2 separate regions of the Homo sapiens genome follow, and region 2 is linked to region 1. Evidence: chromatin loops called from intact Hi-C (ENCODE). Cell type or tissue: heart left ventricle. All regions are shown on one strand. Region 1 overlaps CLIP2 (CAP-Gly domain containing linker protein 2). Region 2 overlaps RFC2 (replication factor C subunit 2).

Region 1 (5,000 bases):
ATTAGCCGGGCGTGGTGGCGGGCGCCTGCAGTCCCAGCTACTCGGGAGGCTGAGGCAGGAGAATGGTGTGAACCAAGGAAGCAGAGGTTGCAGTGAGCCAAGATCGCGCCACTGCACTCCAGCCTGGGCAACAGAGCGAGACTCCGTCTCAAAAAAAAAAAAAAAACTAATTTAAAAATAAAAATGTAAATCAGATCCTGCCCCTTTCCTGCTCACACATCTAGCACTGAGACACTAGATATCATCTAGGCTCTGTAGAGTGGGCCAGAGAAGACCCCCAGGGCCCAACCCTCCCCCCCACCACCACCCCCCTGCCTTGTCCCAGCCCTGTCTCACACCCCTGCCCCTAAGTTATCATACACCAGGCTTTTCTCTTTCTGGAACACCACAAGCTGTGTCCTGCCTCTGAGCTTTTGTACACGCTAGTTCCCCGGCCTGAAACACTTGCGCCTCTTCCTCTTGTGCCTGCCTTGTACAAGGAGTCCTTCTTATCCTTCAGAACTCACTGTAAATTACATGTTTCCTCTATTTCACGTTCATTCCAGTTACTCTCTCCCCAGTGCTCTGTTCATAGTGCAAATCACAGTCTGGAATGATCTTCACTATTCTTTTATGGTTTGCATCTGCCTCCCCACCCCCCAGAATATAAACCCGTTGAGGGGCCAGGCGTGGTGGCTCACACATGTAATCCCAGCACTTTGGGAGGCTGAGGTGGGCAGATCACCTGAGGTCAGAGGTTCAAGACCAGCAAACATGGTGAAACCCCGTCTCTACTCAAAAATACAAAAGTTAGCTGGGCATGATGGTAGGCACCTGTAATCCCAGTTACTCGGGAGGCTGAGGCTGGAGAATTGCTTGAACCTGGGAGGTGGAGGTTGCAGTGAGCCGAGATCGCGCCACTGCGCTCCAGCCTGGGTGAAAGAGGGAAACTATGCCTCAAAAAAAAAAAAAAAAAAAAAAAGGTTGAGGGGAGGAGTCCTTTGGAGTGGGACCGAATGAAGTTGCCCTTGAAATTGCGAAGCTGGAGGCTTTTTCTTGCCTGTGCGGGCTACCAGTTCAGTGTGTAGGATCATGCACCATCTATGAGGGTTCCAGACAGGGCTGTTGTGCCCACCGACGGGGATAGGGGTGGCTGGGATGGAGCTTGTGATTTTCTGGAAGAGACATGCTGACTTCTTGTTGGCACTGGAACACACTGCCAGGAGGGAGGCGGGGGAGGGAGGGAGAGGAGAGAAAGAGAGAGGGAGGGACACAAAGAGGGGAGACAGGAAGGGAGAGAGGGGAAAAGAGAAGGAGAGAAGGAGGGAGGGAGGGAAACAGGGAGGGGAATGGAGAGAGAGAGGGAGGGAGAGAGGGAAAAAGAAAGGAGGGAGAGAGACGGGGGGGAGAAAGAAGAGAGAGAAAGTGGGAAGGAGAGGGGAGAGAGAAAGGGAAGGACAAAGAGGGAGAGGGAGGAGAAGGAGAGAGGAGGGGAGAGAGAGAACTTTTTTTGTTGTTCCTTAAGGAAAATTCAAGAAATAAAATAGGCCAAAGGACATAATCATCTCAATGTCTCTTAATGAATTGCAGGAGTATTTCTAATCAGGTGATGTCCGTTTACACCTTCACCAATAGACAAGCTTCCGGGGTTTTATTACAGGTTTCACACCTAGAGGCTGTTTTGCTAAGCCCCGCCCCTTCAGAACTGCCCTGCAGCTGCTTTAACCCCTTCTCTCCTGGAGTATAAAGAGGACCCTCTGGCTTCTCCCTAAGATGAACTTGGGTCTCCAAACTGCTCCCAATGTCCTCACCCTCCCAGCTTCCCTTCCAAGATCTGTTCTGTGAAATGCAAAAGCCAGTCTTGACACCCTGAGAATGCTGGCCTTTGTCAGCAGATGAAGCAGATATTGTCGAGCTGGGACAAAAGTGCCCTTGTGATTTGTGGAGACCAGGCGTCCTCTGTGGGGTCCGGTGGGGTGGGCAGCAATGGGGCCCGGGAGTGGGAGGCACAGCCCGGCCTCCACCAAGGAGGCTGGGGCCAAGAGGATCGTGAGGGGTCGGGTATATTTTGGAAACATCTTGCGTGTTATGGGTTCTTGCACTTTTAGCACAGGCCTTGGGGGGGGGGGGGAGTCGAGCGGGAATCCCGGGGTCCTTTATTTATTCCTCATCCTGTGGGTCTCCTGTGTGGAGGATGCTTTGCCTACAACCAGTGACAGCCTGCAGGGGAACGGGAACAGGATGGGCCCCTCCCCAGGAGCAGATCCTTGATGAGGACCTTCAAGGTCAAGGGCTGCTGGTTGGGGGTTGGGGGGGACAGAAAAGCGAGGTGCCCATTGCTACCCCAAGCAGGGGCCAGCGAGGGAGGATGGCTTGCAGGCCCCCACCCCCCACCGCCCTACACTGACCCAGCCGGGACACAGCAAGGGGTGGGCATGAGGCCCCACACCCCTCGCCTCCCCAGACTTCCTCTCTTTCGCTGAGCAATTCTGGCTCATGAATCTACTCTCCTCGCCTTGTTCACGGAAGATGACGCCTCCTCTCTCTCTCTCTCTCTTTCTCTCTCTCTCCGGCTTCTTCTTCCCTGTGCCCCCCTCCCTGCGTCCCCGCCCCCACCCCCCCACCGTGTCCACCCTGGGTGGACCAGACCCAGACGCAGCTGGAGCACGCGCGCATTGGGGAGCTGGAACAGAGCCTGCTACTGGAGAAGGCGCAGGCCGAGCGGCTGCTCCGAGAATTAGCGGACAACAGGGTAACCGCGCCACCGCACCCGCCTGGCCCGCCAGCCACCTTGCCCTTTGATGCCCCCTCTGGCTTCTCTGTTTCATTATTGACTCTCTTTCTTTAGCTGCTATCATCTTTTTTATTTTTATTTTTTATTTTTGCATCCCCTTGGAGGAGGGAAGTCAAGATTTAGAAATGTGCTTATGTGGCCGGGTGCGGTGGCTCACGCCTGTAATCCCAGCACTTTGGGAGGCTAAGGAGGGTGGATCGCCTGAGGTCAGGAGTTCGAGACCAGCCTGGCCAACATGGTGAAACCCCATCTCTACTAAAAATATAAAAATTAGCTGGGCGTGGTGGCTCATGCCTGTGATCCCAGCTACTTGGGAGGCTGAGGCAGGAGAATCGCTTGAACCTGGGAGGTGGAGGTTGCAGTGAGCTGAGATCGTGCCACTGCACTCCAGCCTGGGTGACAGAGTGAGACTCCGCCTCAAAAACAAAACAAAAAGAAATGTGCTTATGTTCCCTGGCTCAGTGTTGCTTATTGGGGTGGAGTTGGGGGTGGGGGTGGTCTTTGTTTTTTGGGACTTGGCTCCCCAGCTTATTGCCCCAGCAGCTGAGAACGTCCTGTGAGACCCCCCAGTCTCCCCGATGCATTGCCATGACAAAGTGTTGGAGTTCCTGGGAATGTCCTGTCTCTATGTAGGCAGACCTAGAAACCACTGATCCATGTCTCCTGTCTCCCCAGCTGAGGAGGCTGGGGAGAGGAAGGAGGTCAGGAACTGCAGATCTCTTCCCGGTTTCTCTGGCCCAGAGAGCCTGAAACATGGGTGCAGGAGGGGGCTGGGCTGAAGGACCTGGGGCTGAGGAAGGGGTGGGGCTTTTGAGGGAGTGGAGGTGTCCCCAGGGAATGGTGTTATAATGGGTCCTGGAGCCATGGAACAGCTCTGCTTGTGGGTGAGGCTTCCAGACTCCTAGGGCATGGTTCTGAGTCCCTGCTCCAGGCCCCACAGTCCCCTCCAGGCTTACCATGCACGCCTGGGACCCAGCACTCTGTGCAGGCACTCACATGCGAACAGCCAGCCGGCCCCCCAGCAGTCCCTCTGAGAGCAAGCAAAAACAGGCAGCAAGTGATGACTGGAAAAGCACCCCATAAACAGTATGTAGATGTAGAAGGAGCAGTGGTCAGTTTCTGCATGTTGGTCTCCGTGCACAAGTGGCTGTGTGCATGTGTGCAGGTGTCCAGAGACACACAGGGTCCATTTGCACACACTGGCCATTGCTCAGTGACCATGTGCTTGTACGGTACACACTCATGTGCATGAAGACTGAACGCACAAACTGACCCAGTCACGGCGGACCGGCCGGAGCCCTCCAAATGCATCTTGATCTAGGGTTCAACCTGATGAAAACACAAAAACAGGGCTGGGTGTGGTGGCTCACACCTGTAATCCCAGCACTTTGGGAGGCCAAGGTTGGTGAATCATCTGAGGTCATCTGAGGTCAGGAGTTCAAGACCAGACTGGCCAACATGGTGAAACCCTGTCTCTATTAAAAATACAAAAATTAACTGAGCGGGGTGGTGCACGCCTGTAGTCCCAGCTACTTGGGAGGCTGAGACAGGAGAATCATTTGAACCGGGGAGGTGGAGGTTGCAGTGAGCCGAGATGGTGCCACTACACTCCAGCCTGGGCAAGAGAGTGAGACTCCATCTCGAAAAAAACAAAAACCAAAAAACAAAACAATAAGTTTATTGAACTAAAGGATACCTTCAGAAACAAAATGTTTAAAGCTTGTAATAGATTTAAAGCTTGAAAATATATCATTTTCATATCTATGACCATCAACGTGATCAAGGTGGTTTTTTGGAGAATGGAGCCTCTAAGAGTTTTTTGTTGAAAGATGGGTCTGGGAGCACCCTCTTCTGCTTTAAGCATTAAACTGGACCCTTCTTGGCCACTGCCTCCAGCCAGCCCCTTGGGCTGGATATCCTTCCTAAGGCAGGATAATGCAAAATTCACTGTGGCCTCTGTTCTTTAAAAAGAATGTTAACAAAAAAAAAATTTCTTAATAAAAATACAAAGAACTTTAACTCAGTTGGGCATGGTGGCTCATGCCCATAGAGTCCCAGCTGCTTTTGAGGCTGAGGCAGGAAGATTGCTTGAGCCCAGGAATTTGAGGGTACAGTGAGCTATTATTGCACGGCTGCACTCCAGCCTGGGCAACATAGCTAGACCCCCGTCTCTTTTAAAAAAAAAAAAAATGCTGGGCGGTGGCTCATGCCTATAATCCCAACACTT
Region 2 (5,000 bases), 140 kb before region 1:
ACCTGGGAGGCGAAGGTTGCAGTGAGCTGAGATAGTGCCACTGCACTCCAGCCTGGGCAACAGAGCAAGACTCCATCTCAAAAATAAATAAGTAAATAAATTCAGTAATAAAAATCAAACAACCCAATTAAAAAATGGGTAGATTTAGACCTGGAGCAGTAGCTCACACCTGTAATCCCAGCATTCTGGGAGGCTGAGGCAGGAGGATCACTTGCCCAGAGTTGGGCCTGGGCAACATAGCAACACCCAAACTCTACGAAAAAAAGAAAATAAAAATGACCCAAGTGTAGTGGCACATGCCTGCAGTCCCAGCTACTCGGGAGCCTGAGGTGGGAGGATTGCTTGAGCATGGAAGGTTGAGGCTGCAGTGAACTATGATCGCACCACTGCACTCCAGCCTGGGTGACAGAGCAAGACCCTGTCTCTCAAAAACATAAAAAAGGTAGGCCAGGCGCAGTGGCTCACACCTGTAATTCTAGCACTTTGGGAGGCCGAGGCGGGAGGATCACTTGAGCCCGGGAGTTCAAGACCAGCCTTGGCAACACGGGGACACCCCGTCTCCACCAAAAATATAAAAATTGGCCGGTCTTAACATGATCTCTAAACAAAAAATACAGTACAATTAAAATAAAAAATGTAAAAATTTTAAAAAATGGGTATATATGAACAGATGTTTCATCAAAGAAGATTCTGGATGGCAAACGAGCACATGATTAAATGTTCAGCATAGTAATTAGGGAAATGCAAATTAAAGGCACAATGAGATCTCATCACATGCCTATTAGGTTATTTTGTTGTTGTTGTTATTGGTTTTTTTTTTTTTTTTTTTTTTAAGATGGAGTCTCACTCTTGTCGCCCAAGCTGTAGTGCAGGGGTGTGATCTCAGCTCACTGCAACCTCCACCTCCTGGGTTCAAGCGATCCTCCTCCCTCAGCCGCCCGAGTAGCTGGGATTACAGGTGTAAGCCACTGCATCCGGTCATTACACACCTATTAGAATGGCTTAAAAACCAAACTGAGCACTCCATGTGGTGGCTAGGTTGAGGATCCTCCGGAATGCTGGTGGGAATGCACGTGCTGCAGCCACTTCGGAAAACCGTTTGGCAGTTCCTTATCGAGTAAAACATACACTTATCATTTTCCCAGGCAATTTCACCCCTGGGAACTTACTTGGGAAAAAGAAAAACTTAACATTTGCATTCACACTAATCCATATATGCAAATGTTTACACTGGCTTTATTCACAGTCACCACAATCTGTAAACCCAAATGTCCTCCAGCTGATGGACAGATAAGCAAACTGTGGTACACGCACAGGATGGATTACTTCTCAGTGATAACACGGACTGACTCATGGATAGAAGTACCAGCGTGGACACATCTGAAAGGCATTTCTGCTACAGTGAAAGAAAGAAGCCAAACTCACAAGGCTAAGTTCTACATGATCCCATTTATATGATATTCTGGAAAACTGTATCCCATGAAACAGAAACTACATCGGTAGTTTCCAAGTGGTAGTCGGGGAGGGGGCTGGCTTCAAAGGGACACATGAGTTGTTCTGGGATGACAGATTCTGCATCCTGATGGTGATAGTGTTTGCATGACTGAGTGCGTTTGTCCTGTACCTAACAGGCTGAATTTTACTCTATGTAAATTAAACCTCAATTAATCTAACCTTGAAAAATCAATCAATCAGTCAATACACAAGAGAGCCTTGAATGAAGAAAATCAGAACTGTGTGAAACAAACTTGGTCCTCAGGACAATCAGCCACGTTGATCTAGTTTGGACGTCTGTCCCCTTCCAATCTCATTTGGAATTTGGTCCCCAATGTGGGGATGTTTGGGTCATGAGGAAGATCCCACGTGAATGGCTTGGTGCCCACCCCAAGGTAGTGAGTGAGTTCTGGATCAATTAGGTCCCTGGAGAGCTGGCTGTTCAAATGAGCCTGGCACCTCCCTCCGTTCTCAACAGGTGGTCTCTGCATGCACAGGCTCCCACTTCCCCTTCCAACATGAGCAGAAGCAGCCTGAACCCCTCCCTAGAAGCAGATGCTGGCATCATGCTACATGTACAGCCTGCAGAACTGTGAGCCAAATCAACCTCTTTTCTTTCTACATTACCCAGTCTCTGGTATTCCTTTATAGTAACTCAAAGGAACTAAGACACAGCCTCCCTCCCACTGCAGTTGGGAAACACTGAGCACCTTCTAGATGCCAGGCCTGTGAGCAGAGAAAGCGAAGCCAGGGCCCACAGTCTTTTTTTTTTGTTTTGAGACAGTCTCGCTCTGCTGCCCAGGCTGGAGTGCAGTGGTGCGATCTTGGCTCACTGCAACCTCCACCTCCCAGGTTCAAGCGATCCTCCTCCCTCAGCCTCCCAAGTAGCTGGGATTATAGGCGCTTGCCACCACACCCAGCTAAGTTTTGTATTTTTAGTAGAGATGGGGCTTTGCCATGTTGGCCAGGCTGGTCTCAAACTCCTGACCTCAGGTGATCCGCCCACCTCGGCCTCCCAAAGTGCTGGGATTACAGGCATGAGCCACCACGCCCAGCCATGCCCAGCTAATTTTTGTATTTTTAGTAGACAGAGGCTTTCACTACGTTGGCCAGGCTGGTCTCGAACTCCTGACCTCAGGTGATCTGCCCACCTCGGCCTCCCAAAGTGCTGGGATTACAGGTGTGGCCCACAGCACCCGGCCACTATGGGCCACATTCTTGAGGACAGAGGCATTTCTACATTCTCACCGACCTTGATAAACTCCAGTTTCAGGTATTCTGCCATTTGGAAAGTTTTACACACTCGAAAGATGTTGCCAATGATATCTTCTGGTGAGTAGCCCAGATGCCACAAGTGAGCAAGAATCTAGACAAAGGAGACAGAAAAGGCTGCTTACCACTTTAAACTGTAAGAAGACATGTGATTTTGAGACTCACCACAGCTGGTGGGGCCCACCCTTCAGGTCACATGGGGGTACCTTAACTGATTTTCATGGCAGATAGAGAGATAACATTGCAAATGTATTGTTGTTTTGCTTAAATATTTTTTTTTCAGTAATATAAAGATAAGAGTCTTGCTATATTGCCCAGGCTGGTCCCAAGTTCCCGGCCTCAAGCAATCCTCCTGCCTCGACCTCCAAAAGTGCTGGGATTACAGGCATGAGCCACTGAGCCCAGCCTATCGCAAATGTGTTAAGCTGTGTTGCAAAATGGTCTACTACCACACCCATGTAATCTCTTGATCCGGAGCTCTTAAAATGCTTTATTAATCTGATGACTAGGTATAGCAAAGTGGAAAAAGCAGACCATTCATCTGCTAGCTTCATCCAGCTGCAGTCCCAATGCAACCTCTGCAGGACGAGCCTGGAGCACACCCTGACTGGGTAATCCCAGCCTCCTGCTTCCCACCCACCCTGCCCCACCCAGGCTGCAGCGTCTGGAGGCAGGCCTTTTTGCCTTTGTTTTGGCATCTTGGGGTGAATTCAGGAGGCAGAGAAGCTCTGTGCCCACAAATCTGAAGGCTTTCTTCAGGTCTACTCAGGGACCCTGGGCCTGGGTCTCTGCTCAGTCTCCCCGCCTTGCACTCCGGTTTCACATTGGGTGGAACTATGCCCTAAACCCAGTCAACTTCCAACCTAGTTTGTTAGGGGGTAGGCAGAGGGAAACCATGACTGGATCAATGACCTTGAACCACACCAACCACACCACACCCATGTGGCTTGAGGTCGCCTGAACCCCAGCCACATCTGCTGGAATCTGCTCACAGCACTCAGTCCCATTGTGAGGCTAGAATCTTCCTGCTCCCTCCTCTCCTGGCTAGCTGGGGGCTGCTGGATCCCAGAATGCCTGTGCCTATGAGAATGGATGGGGACACTTCCCCTTAACTGGAGAGAAGATGGCTTCCCTGGAGAAGGAGCTAGGCTGGTCTTTCCTCCTGACTTTGGCTGACAAATTTCTCCTGCAGAGGATATAATTACAGGAGAAAAACACCATTTTGAATTCTAGTTCTACTGCTTTTAAACCATGACTTAGGGCTGGGCATAGTGACATGTGCCTGTAGTCCCAGCTACTTGGGAGGCTGAGGTGGGAGGATCGCCTGAGCCTGAGAGGTAGAGGCTACAGTGAGCTGTGACCGCGCCAGTGCATTCCGGCCTGGGCAACAGAGTAAGACCCTGTTTCTACATAAATAAATAAATAAATAAATAAACAAACACAGTGATTTAGGACAAGGAATTCAGCCTCTGAATCAGTTTTCTCATCAGTAAAGTGCACCCAACTCCTAGCATAATTTTTTTTTTCCAGTTCCTAGACAGATTAACACATAGCATGATATTAATAATTTTTTTTTTTTCCTGAGACAGGGTCTCACCATCACCCAGGCTGGGGTACAGTGGCGCAATCACAGCTCACTGCAGCCTTGACCTCCAAGGCTCAACAAATCCTCCTGCCTCAGTCTCCCAAGTAAGATTTCAAGAATGAATGGAGTGATGTGTATAATGTCCCTGGTACCAGAAGGGCTCCCGCTCTCCTCTGCCCAAGAAGTGAGCGGTTCCTCTGCCAGGACGGGGGGAAGGAGGCCAACCTTGTAGGCTTCGTCAATGTTGGCATTCACACAGTGCTGGATCATCTCCTTTACCAGCAGTGGGTGGGGCTCGTCACAGACCTGGCCAAAGGGAAAGGAAAGGCGGTCAGGGGCTAGAAGGGACAATGTGAGCGGGGAGGCCCCAACAGACCGACTTCCAGGCAATCTATGGGTAAAACTTCTCAACCTGTTGTTTTCATCAAATTCTCCAGCAACCAGGATGAGTTTGGGGAATGCTCCTCTCACCATCAAAGAGAAGTGCTTCCGGCACCAGGAAGATAAATTTCCCAAACATAAGACAGATGAACAAGAGAGCAACCAAGGGCCTGTGAAGGATGCTCACTTGGGGACAGCTTTAAAGTCACAAGTCATCTGTCTTAGATCACTTGGGGGGTCAGTTGCCCAGAACCACTTGGAATTCACT

What was found. A loop is a pair of places that touch in the nucleus more often than their neighbours do. Peaks named below come from ENCODE experiments on the same cell type or tissue, not always from the same donor. Only the 100,000 strongest peaks of a DNase experiment are listed, where the experiment ranks them.
Region 2: it touches region 1 in a loop (1.8-fold over the local background); 2 of 110 quality-filtered maps call a loop at or near these places.

What each region holds. Positions count from the first base shown.
Region 1 is chr7:74,370,306-74,375,305 of GRCh38, forward strand. CLIP2 (CAP-Gly domain containing linker protein 2) reads left to right here. Exons shown (of 17, transcript NM_003388.5): 9 at 2,627-2,731. Among named protein-coding and RNA genes, the nearest start is that of GTF2IRD1, 81 kb to the right of the region's middle. RefSeq lists an enhancer at 1,848-2,846. In heart left ventricle, no CTCF peak of the experiment used is centred here; a DNase peak (open chromatin) is centred at 2,689; H3K4me3 peaks cover 718 bases.
Region 2 is chr7:74,232,786-74,237,785 of GRCh38, forward strand. It overlaps RFC2 (replication factor C subunit 2), which reads right to left. Exons shown (of 11, transcript NM_181471.3): 9 at 4,577-4,657; 10 at 2,747-2,860. Among named protein-coding and RNA genes, the nearest start is that of RFC2, 19 kb to the right of the region's middle. In heart left ventricle, no CTCF peak of the experiment used is centred here; no DNase peak of the experiment used is centred here.